Regions from separate parts of the Homo sapiens genome. Here region 1 is linked to region 2. Evidence: chromatin loops called from intact Hi-C (ENCODE). Cell type or tissue: CD4-positive, alpha-beta T cell. All regions are shown on one strand. Each heading gives the region's core, and the rest is flanking DNA. Links, peaks and the distances in the headings are about the cores only.

The links. A loop is a pair of places that touch in the nucleus more often than their neighbours do. Peaks named below come from ENCODE experiments on the same cell type or tissue, not always from the same donor. Only the 100,000 strongest peaks of a DNase experiment are listed, where the experiment ranks them.
Region 1: it touches region 2 in a loop (7-fold over the local background); 54 of 110 quality-filtered maps call a loop at or near these places.

What each region holds. Positions count from the first base shown.
Region 1 is chr15:91,847,356-91,851,745 of GRCh38, reverse strand. No RefSeq gene overlaps it. Among named protein-coding and RNA genes, the nearest start is that of SLCO3A1, 4.2 kb to the left of the region's middle. In CD4-positive, alpha-beta T cell, for the core only: CTCF peaks have their summits at 1,703 and 1,906 (motif pointing left); DNase peaks (open chromatin) are centred at 1,365 and 1,865.
Region 2 is chr15:91,939,528-91,943,917 of GRCh38, reverse strand. All of the region lies in intron 2 of SLCO3A1 (solute carrier organic anion transporter family member 3A1), which reads right to left. Among named protein-coding and RNA genes, the nearest start is that of SLCO3A1, 88 kb to the right of the region's middle. In CD4-positive, alpha-beta T cell, for the core only: a CTCF peak has its summit at 1,890; DNase peaks (open chromatin) are centred at 697, 1,037, 1,867 and 3,267; H3K27ac peaks cover 445 bases.

The DNA.
Region 1 (4,390 bases), core at 278-4,277, 92 kb after region 2:
ATTATTAGCCTTGTTTTACAGATGAGACAACTGAGGCCTAGAAAGGTTAACCTGACCAGTGTCACTTGTCTAGTAAGTGGCAGGGCAAGTCTTTGAAAACCAGGTTGTCTGCCATCATAGCCCAGGTTCTTTATAACTACATACATATTATCTCGTTTATCACGCAGTGTGGTTCATCTGATGGGGAGGCTGGGACTTATGTTGTTCCTCTTTTATAAAGCTGGAAAGGAACAAAACTTGCATCCATGTCCAGCCCTTTTTGTTCTTTTTTGTTTGTTTGTTTGTTTGAGATGGAGTTTCGCTCTTGTTGCCCAGGCTGGAGTGCAATGGTGCGATCTCGGCCCATGGCAACCTCCACCTCCCGGGTTTCAGTGATTCTCCTGCCTCAGCCTCTGGAGTAGCTGGAATTACAGACGTGCCACCACACCCGGCTAATTTTGTATTTTTAATAGAGACGGGGTTTCTTAATGTTGGTCAGGCTGGTCTCGAACTCTGATCTCAGGTGATCCACCTGCCTCAGCCTCCCAAAGTGCTGGGATTACAGGCATGAGCCACCACGCCCGGCCAGCCCTTTTTGTTCTATGCCACAATGCCTCATGTACAGACTGAGAAGGGCACAGCCTTCTTTCAGCTTAACCATTTATTTTAGATTAAAAAATTAGCTGTCTTTAGAGAAATCACACACTTTTGCTGTCAGATAAAGGATTTCGGATTAGGGTTGTGGATTCTTCCTATAATTAATGGTAAGCAGCCATGAAAGTAATCCTGGTGCCTGAAGCCTAAAGAATCATCAAAGTCAGCCTCAGGGAAATCAGGCTGCGGCCTCACAACAGTCAGAAAGAAGGAATTTAACAAGTTCAACTCCCTTCCTTCTTTGCTCATCCTTTATTTACTTGTAGATCAGGGCTCCAGGGATGATAAGGTGGGTTTATGAGCACCAAGTGCTTCTGCTTGGCATTCCCCTAGCCCCGTATGCAGATAGAGGAAGCAGCAGAAAAATAGTAAACATCCTTGTATCTGTACAGCACGTTAATGCTTATGAAGTACTTCTATGTCCTGTATCTCAGCTGAAGCTTACAACAGGGAGAGCTGGTCTTATTAGCCCCTTTTTTTTCTCAAAAGAAACAACAGTAGGTGGATTTTGGGAGCTCACCGCCAGCAAGTGGCAGGAATTGAGTCTACATTTGCCACCCCAAATTGGTGGGAGTGAGAGGTGAAGCCAGCTGGACTTCCTGGGTCGGATGGGGACTTGGAGAACTTTTCTGTCTCACAAGAGCATTGTAAAATGCACCAATCAGCACTCTGTAGCTAGCTAGAGGTTTGTAAAATGCACCAATCAGTGCTCTGTAAAAACGCACCAATCGGTGCTCTGTAGCTAGCTAGAGGTTTGTAAAATGGACCAATCAGCACTCTGAAAAATGGACCAATCAGCAGGACATGAGTGGGGACAAATAAGGGAACAAAAGCTGCCCCACCCCCCCCCCCCCCCACGCTGTGGAAGCTTTGTTCTTTTGCTCTTCACAATAAATCTTGCTGCTACTCACTCTTTGGGTCCGTGCCACCTTTAAGAGCTGTAACACTCACCGCAAAGGTCCGCAGCTTCATTCTTGAAGTCAGCGAGACCACGAACCCACAGGAAGGAACCAACTCCTGACACGGGAGCAGGGAGGAGAAAGAAAGGGAGGTAGAGGGGGTTTAACCCTTCCATGAACTGCAGTGCCCCCTCCAACAAGCCTCTGAAATAGACGGTTAACACTCATGTGAGCAGGAAAGCCGACAACTTAAACCCCATTAAAGGCCTCAACTGGGCTTCCTTAAATGTTGCCTTGGAGAAATGCTGTAACCTCCACTTCCATGCTAGGGCCTTTTTCATTCATCTCTCCCTCTAGTGGTGGATGGTGAATTTAGGAAGAGGTTGGTATTATGAATGACTCTAGAACCTTTATGATTATTTTAGCCTCTCAACTACTTTCTGGACTAGATGACTTTTCAAGATGAAAATATTGCTAGCTAAGGCTGTGGTTCCGTGATTCCTTACTTTGTTGGCTACTAGAGGTATTCTAAACATTGAGAAGCCAAGTAATCTTAAAATCTGATGTGGGGAAGCAAAAAAGAAAGTGGGGTGACATGAGAAGATAAACTGGCTTTTGGTTCGTAAGATATTGATAAGCTATAGGTAAATGCTTAGTGATCAGGATTTGAAGAGCTTTCCTCCCTCATTTTAGAGAGGACTGTCTATTCATTTTGGTAGGAGAGAAGTGGGTTAACTATATGGTCGTGGGAAAAAACGACAATATCTTCCTCTGTTACTGGACTGTGAAAGATTTCCCAGCAAGCAGCCTCAGTGTAATTCAACACAATGAGAAATTGTTGTTCAAGTAATTCACGTGAAGCATCTTTTGCCAGCTTCAGTTTTGTTCACAGGCAAATACAAAGTTGAAGAATAAATGCAAAGAATGATTTCTGATTGTCACTGGGATGGAAAATGGATGCTTAGATTCTCACCCTGTGAATTTTTTTTTTTTTTTTCTGAAAATGCACCAATCCTATGTTGTGTCCAACCAAGGATAGAATTGGGGCTAGGCCAACTTATTTGGCTTGAAACTAATATTTGGGCTGAGTTGAAGCTTATTTTCTTTTTCTCAGAGTTTTTCTCTCCCCACCCCCATTTTCCAATTAGCCTGGTCCATATGCCTTTCTACCAAATAGCCTCCGTTTGCTACTTACTATATTCATAGTTTCATATTGTGAATTATATCTCTTAATTTGAATGTGCCCTAAAGCTCAGCAAAGAAGTGAAAATGATAAACATCAATGTAGATATACTTCTAAAAAATGGTGAATTCAACTGGAGAAACAGAAGAAAGAAAGAAGACCATTAATGGAAATAGAAAGAATTGATATGAGAAAACCAGGGTTTTAGGAATCTGTTATATTTATGGAAAATGAGTTTTGAGGTAAAGGAGAAAGAATAGAGATAATAAACATTTCCCAATATTAGTACATTTGGGGAGATCATCATTTGCTGCTTCTGTTGATATGCATATAAATAGAATTTGTTTATCCACATAGACTGTTAGCTTCTTAAGGGTATAGAAAGTGTTTTACTATAAAAATAAAGGATCGGCCAGGTGCAGTGGCTCATGCCTGTAATCCCAGCACTTTGGGAGGTCAAGGCAGTTGGATCACCTGAGGTCAGGAGGTCAAGACCAGCCTGGCCAACATGGGAAAAACCAGTCTCTACTAAAAAATACAAAAATTAGCCGGGCATGGTGGTGAGCACCTGTAATCCCAGCTACTCAGGAGGCTGAGGCAGGAGAATCGCTTGAGCCTGGGAGGCAGAGGTTGCGGTGAGCCGAGATCGTGCCATTGCACTCCAGCCTGGGCAACAGAGCGAGAGTCCGTCTCAAAATAATAATAACAATAATAATAAAAATAAAGGATCATTTGTTCTCAGTGACCACCAGGCCTCGTGCCAAGAAGCTTAATACCTCTGATTAGGACAGAAGAGATCCAGAAGGTGTCAATGTTCAGAAGGAGTCAATGTTTATAGAAAAGTTCCTTCCAGGCATTCCCCCCAGGGACCTCCTCTGCATCCTCTGTGCAACTACACACACACCCTTCTTGCAGCAAAAATTGTCCCCACGAGCCCCTTTCCTGGACACAATGTCTTTCGTCCTCTCTCTCGGAGGAGGGTTTTCCCACCTTTGCTCCTGGTCTCTGAAAAATGCACACAAACCTTGATATTTGGAGAGTGGGTTATGCTATGGTAGGCAAATGACATGAGCCAGCACTGGAAACCAGTTGAAGGCCCAACAGCATTTCCACAAAGGAAGCATGAGGGATAGTGATTATATGTCAAGAGTATCGTGAGTTCCAAGCTCAGCAGAAAGTGGTCACAGCTGTCTGCCCTCCTGAGGGGTAGTGGGTGCCAGGCCTGTGTACCTCAAGTGGGCATGGTGCAGTCAGTCCATTAACCCTTGGACTGATCAAAGTGAAAGAAGAGTTTCTGGAGAACATACAAGGAGGTCATGGAAAAAAAATCTCCAGGGTGTAGACTGCCACTACAGAGAAAGAAAACCTAAATTAAGAGAATGGGTTATAGAGACATCATATACCCATGGGAGAAAGATACAAAACCTCTGCTCGGGATACATTTGTTTCCTGCACCCTAGCTTCCTTACGCTGCCTCCTTGCCATTCCTCCAGGCATACGCCTCTCCCATACTACAGCAAGTAGGAGGGTTGAGGAGTGAGGAGTGAACAAACAGAACAAGAAGTCTGTCCAACCTTTGATGACCTGTTATGGGCGGAACTGTATCTCCCCCAAAATTCGTATGTTTCAAACTCAACCCCTACCACCTCAGAATGTGACTGTATTTGGAGACAGG
Region 2 (4,390 bases), core at 229-4,228:
CAACATGGGAGGCAGTCACCAGAGGGTAGCCCTGAAGAGGCACAAAGAGGGAACCAGGTCATTGGAATCCAGCAAGAGCTGGCCTCTGGGGAGAGGAAGCCAGCGATGCCCAAATCATGACCTAGCACAGATGGAGGGAATACATTCCCAGGCCATTCTGTGTCCTCTGGGGCTCTGGCTTCTTCCTGGAGCCTCCTAGTCACCTCTATTTTATCAACAATGAGACATGAAAATTATGCACTGGGTATGAAAAACAGTATGGCGGTTCCTCGAAAAATTAAACATGGAATTACCATATAATCCAGCATTTCCATTTCTGGGTGTAAGCAAGAGAATTAAAAGCAGGAACTCAAAAGACATTTTGCACACCTATGGTTCATAGCAGCATTAATTCACAGCAGCCATAGGTGCAAGCAATCCTAGTGTCCATAGCAGATGAATGGATAAACAAAATATGGTTTACACCTACAATGAAATATGATTCTGCCTTAAAAAGGAAGGAAATTCTGACACAGGCTACAACTTGGATGAACCTTGAGGACATGATACTAAGTGAAGTAAACCAGTCACAAAAGGACAGATACTGTAGGGTTCCACTTCCAGGAGGTAACTAGGATAGCAAGACTCACAGAGACAGAAGGAAGCACACTGGTGGTTGCCAAGGGCTGAGGGGAGGGGGAATGGGGAGTTGTTTAATGAGTGCAGTTTCGGTTTTGCAACACGAAACATTCTGGAGATTGCACAACACTGGGAGTGTCCTTAACACTACTAGGCTGCACACTTACAAATGGGTAAGATGCTACGTTTTATGCTATGTGTCTTTTACCATCAATTTCTATAAAATGGAAATGAGACTAGACCTGAGGTTTTCAGTGTGCTCTGTGGAGACCTGAATTAATTACAAGGACAGAAGGTCAAGGGAGATGCTTTTAGGAGAGAAAGGGAGGCAGAACGAGGTCAAACGGCTGGGCCCTGGGCCCCACGCCCACTCGGGCAGAGCAGTTCTGCTCTGTCTGATCAATAGGGGAACTCCCCTTAAGATTTCCAGCAAAGGGCTGGGTGTGGTGGCTCATGCCTGTAATTCCAGCTCCTTGGGAGGAGTGATCAGTGACCTGATCACTTTAGGTCAGGAATTTGAGACCAGGCTGGCCAACATGGAGAAACCCCATCTCTTTTCAAAAATTAGCCGGGCGTGGTGGTGCACGCCTGTAATTCCAGCTTCTTGGGAATTACCTTCACCCAGGAGGTGGAGGTTGCAGTGAGCTGAGATTGGGCCACTGCAATCCAGCCTGGTCGACAGAGCAAGACTCGGTCTCGAAACAAACAAACAAACAAACAAACATACATTTCCAGCAGAGTTCTGTTGCAAAACAAAGTTTGAAAACCAGTGAGCCTGGGCATCGTCAATCTAAGAGGGATGGCCACTGACACACAACTCCAGGCCACATCCAACTACGGTCTCTACATGGTGCCCCCTGCAGTTGTGCCATAGTAGCACTGCTAAATGGCATGTTTTACCTGCACAGCTATAGGAATATACATAAAACAAAATCTCAACGATGGACAGGTGTGTGTTCTCATATCACCACTGTGTAACAATATCTAATCAAGTCCTGGAGGCTCTGAAATGCCTGCTATAGATCAGACATTGTGGGGTTCAGCAGTTGCTACATTTTTGGATTTCACAGAAGAGTCAAATATAAAATATTGAGGGGTAAATGACAGAGGTGCCACCTTTTTATTTCTACAAGTAAAATTTTAATAAGAAAAGCTGCCGTGATCCAAAATTATGATTTCCTAAAATTAGGTACATTTAAACAGCAAAACAGTAGGTGGTGGCATTGTCTAGAATAAAGAACAAGACTCTAAATTGAATAAATTAAGCTTATGACAAACTCTCCACCTTGTACTGTTCTCTCATTTTTGTCGTGGATGGGTAAGACCTAGCTCAAAGGCAGGCAGTCCTCAGCCAGTACGCTGGTGCAAGCCCCCATTTGTAGCCTGAGAGCTGCCCTCCTAAGACCAGCCCCCAGCCCTCACTCTCAGAACTGCAGATGCCCATAAGCCAGTGGCATTTATGCAGCTCCTACAGTATGCAAAGCACTGCATTGGGCAGAGGAGAGAGGGAAGCCTGAGCGCTCTCAGATGAAGTTGCACACAGACAAGCTCCATGAAGGTTAATGAATAGAAGATATTTTAAACATAAAAATTAAAAAGGAGGAAAAATAATTTTTTTAAAGACAAAGAGAAACAAACATCCCGAGTAAGAAAAAGTACAAAACCCATGGGAGATTAGAAGCTTCAAAACCTCCAAGACGAAGGAAGAGAAAAGATTACTTACTGAGTGAAATAAACCTCTGGTTCATCTAATTGCCAAGAAAGTGAGGCTCAGAAAAGCTAGGTAACTTGGCCAAGGTCACTCAATCAAGGCTCAGAGTTGAAGTTTGTCCTTCCCTAAGGCCAAAGGAACCAGGCCACCACCTCAACGAGTGACAGCGCCACTCCCGTGACACAGATCTGCTGGGTGGCAGACCCCACAGCCTCCCAGGGAATCTCAGGTCTTTGGGCTCAGTCCTAGCTGGTCACTCATGCACTGATTCAGTGTCTCTCTCCCACCCCCCAGCCGAGCCCCGCCCTGCCCCAACACACCTAAACCAGCTCACATTCCCTTCTCAGGAGAACACTACAACCTTCCGGCCAGGCCAGTGAAACAAGCCTACTTTCCACCTGCCCTGGAGCAGTGCTGCCCACAACCAGGCAAGGGAGCCTACAGAATTAATTTCCCATTGTAGCTGCCTAACAACCTCTAATTGCACGGCCAGAGGCTTGCACGTTAATGTCAGAGAAAATGGTCATAAATTTTAAAGGGTGATTTCCTTTCCACCCACTCCCTCTACCTTCACTTCAATAAATCACCCTCCTAAAACGGCAGGGTGGCAAAGCCCAAGGGCAAAGGTCAAGGGGGCCCCTCTTGACCTGATCCCTCATTAACATTTAGCAGCTCCCAAGTGGAATGTTCTCAAGGGTTTCCAGAAATGCTGGGGTGGTTAGGAGGGGGCAGACACCTTGCTCAGAGAGGCAGCAATCAGGAAGCAGAATATTCGCTCATTCACCACTCACTCACTCACATCTCCCCATAGAAAGGGGGATTTACACAGGGCATTCATTCTCTGGGTTGTGGAGGATGCCCCTGAACCCTGATCAATACTCACAGGCACACTGGTACAAACACAGCCAGGAGGAAACAGTCGACTCACATGAGCATGTGAGTGTGTGTCAGGGGTTTTTTGAGTGACAGAGGGTGCCAGATGAGTGGTGCTCTTGGATCACCCTGTCACAAATTTCCTGAACCACAAAAAGGGCCATCAGTTTAAGCACTGATTTGAAATTCACTATGCCAACTGATTCATTTCTGTAAGCACAGAAAGGCCCCTTGGCACTGTGATATGCACCTGGGTCTGGAGTCAGTGGCCCCTGGGGACTGGCTACAACCTCTTTAAGCCAATGTCCCTGAGTCTGGATCCCCTCTTCCATAAAAGCTGCTTGGGGGAGTCTCACGGGCTGTGAAGTGCTCAGCAAGGTGCTGGCACAGACTCAGGCTTGGCAAACATTGTCATCTATTGGATTGCACGTGTATCAGAAAGGGCAGGTATCAGGACCCCGAGGAAGGCACCAGAAACAGACAGGACACTGACCTGAACCTAGGCCCAGAGACACAGGAGATCTGAATGGCTCCAATGCCAGGCAGGAGCTGCTGTCATTGGATGTGATGCTAGGAGAGGAGGGAAAGCAAGTTTGAAGTGGTAGGGCCAGGAACAAGGAGAGAAGGAAATGAAAGGCAACAAAAGGAAGAGCTTAGGGCCCAATGGGAACATGTGGTGAGAGCTCCCGGTGCAAATGGTAGGGGCTGGGTACATAGGCTCCAGAGCCTGACTGCCAGGGTTCAAGGTTGGACTGCTACTTTCTAGCTATGTGACCCCAGGCAAGTGACTAGGCCTCTCTGTGCTAAGTAGATAGAACCAGTGTCTGGCCCGTGGGAAGAACTCAGTAATTGCTAGCTGTGTCACATCAGCAGCGGGCTGGCATGGCTCGAAGCAGCACCCTGTGAGCTACGGGGGCTGCTGATGTCTTTATAGCAGCGTAGAGGTCCTGGGCAAAGGTGTGGAGGAGAATGGAGGAGGCGGGTAGGAGGCAAAGACTGACGGGAAAGAGTCCAAGCTATGACTGGAATGCTGCAGAGGAGGAGGGAAGAAGCCTGGCACCCCCTCTGTCACTGCCTGCTGACCTTCATGCAGGACCCATGAAACACTTCATTAGGAGGTGCTGGAGCTGGCAGCAGCGTGGCATCCATCTGTGGCTGAGCATCTGCCCACCTCTGCCAGGCCTGGCT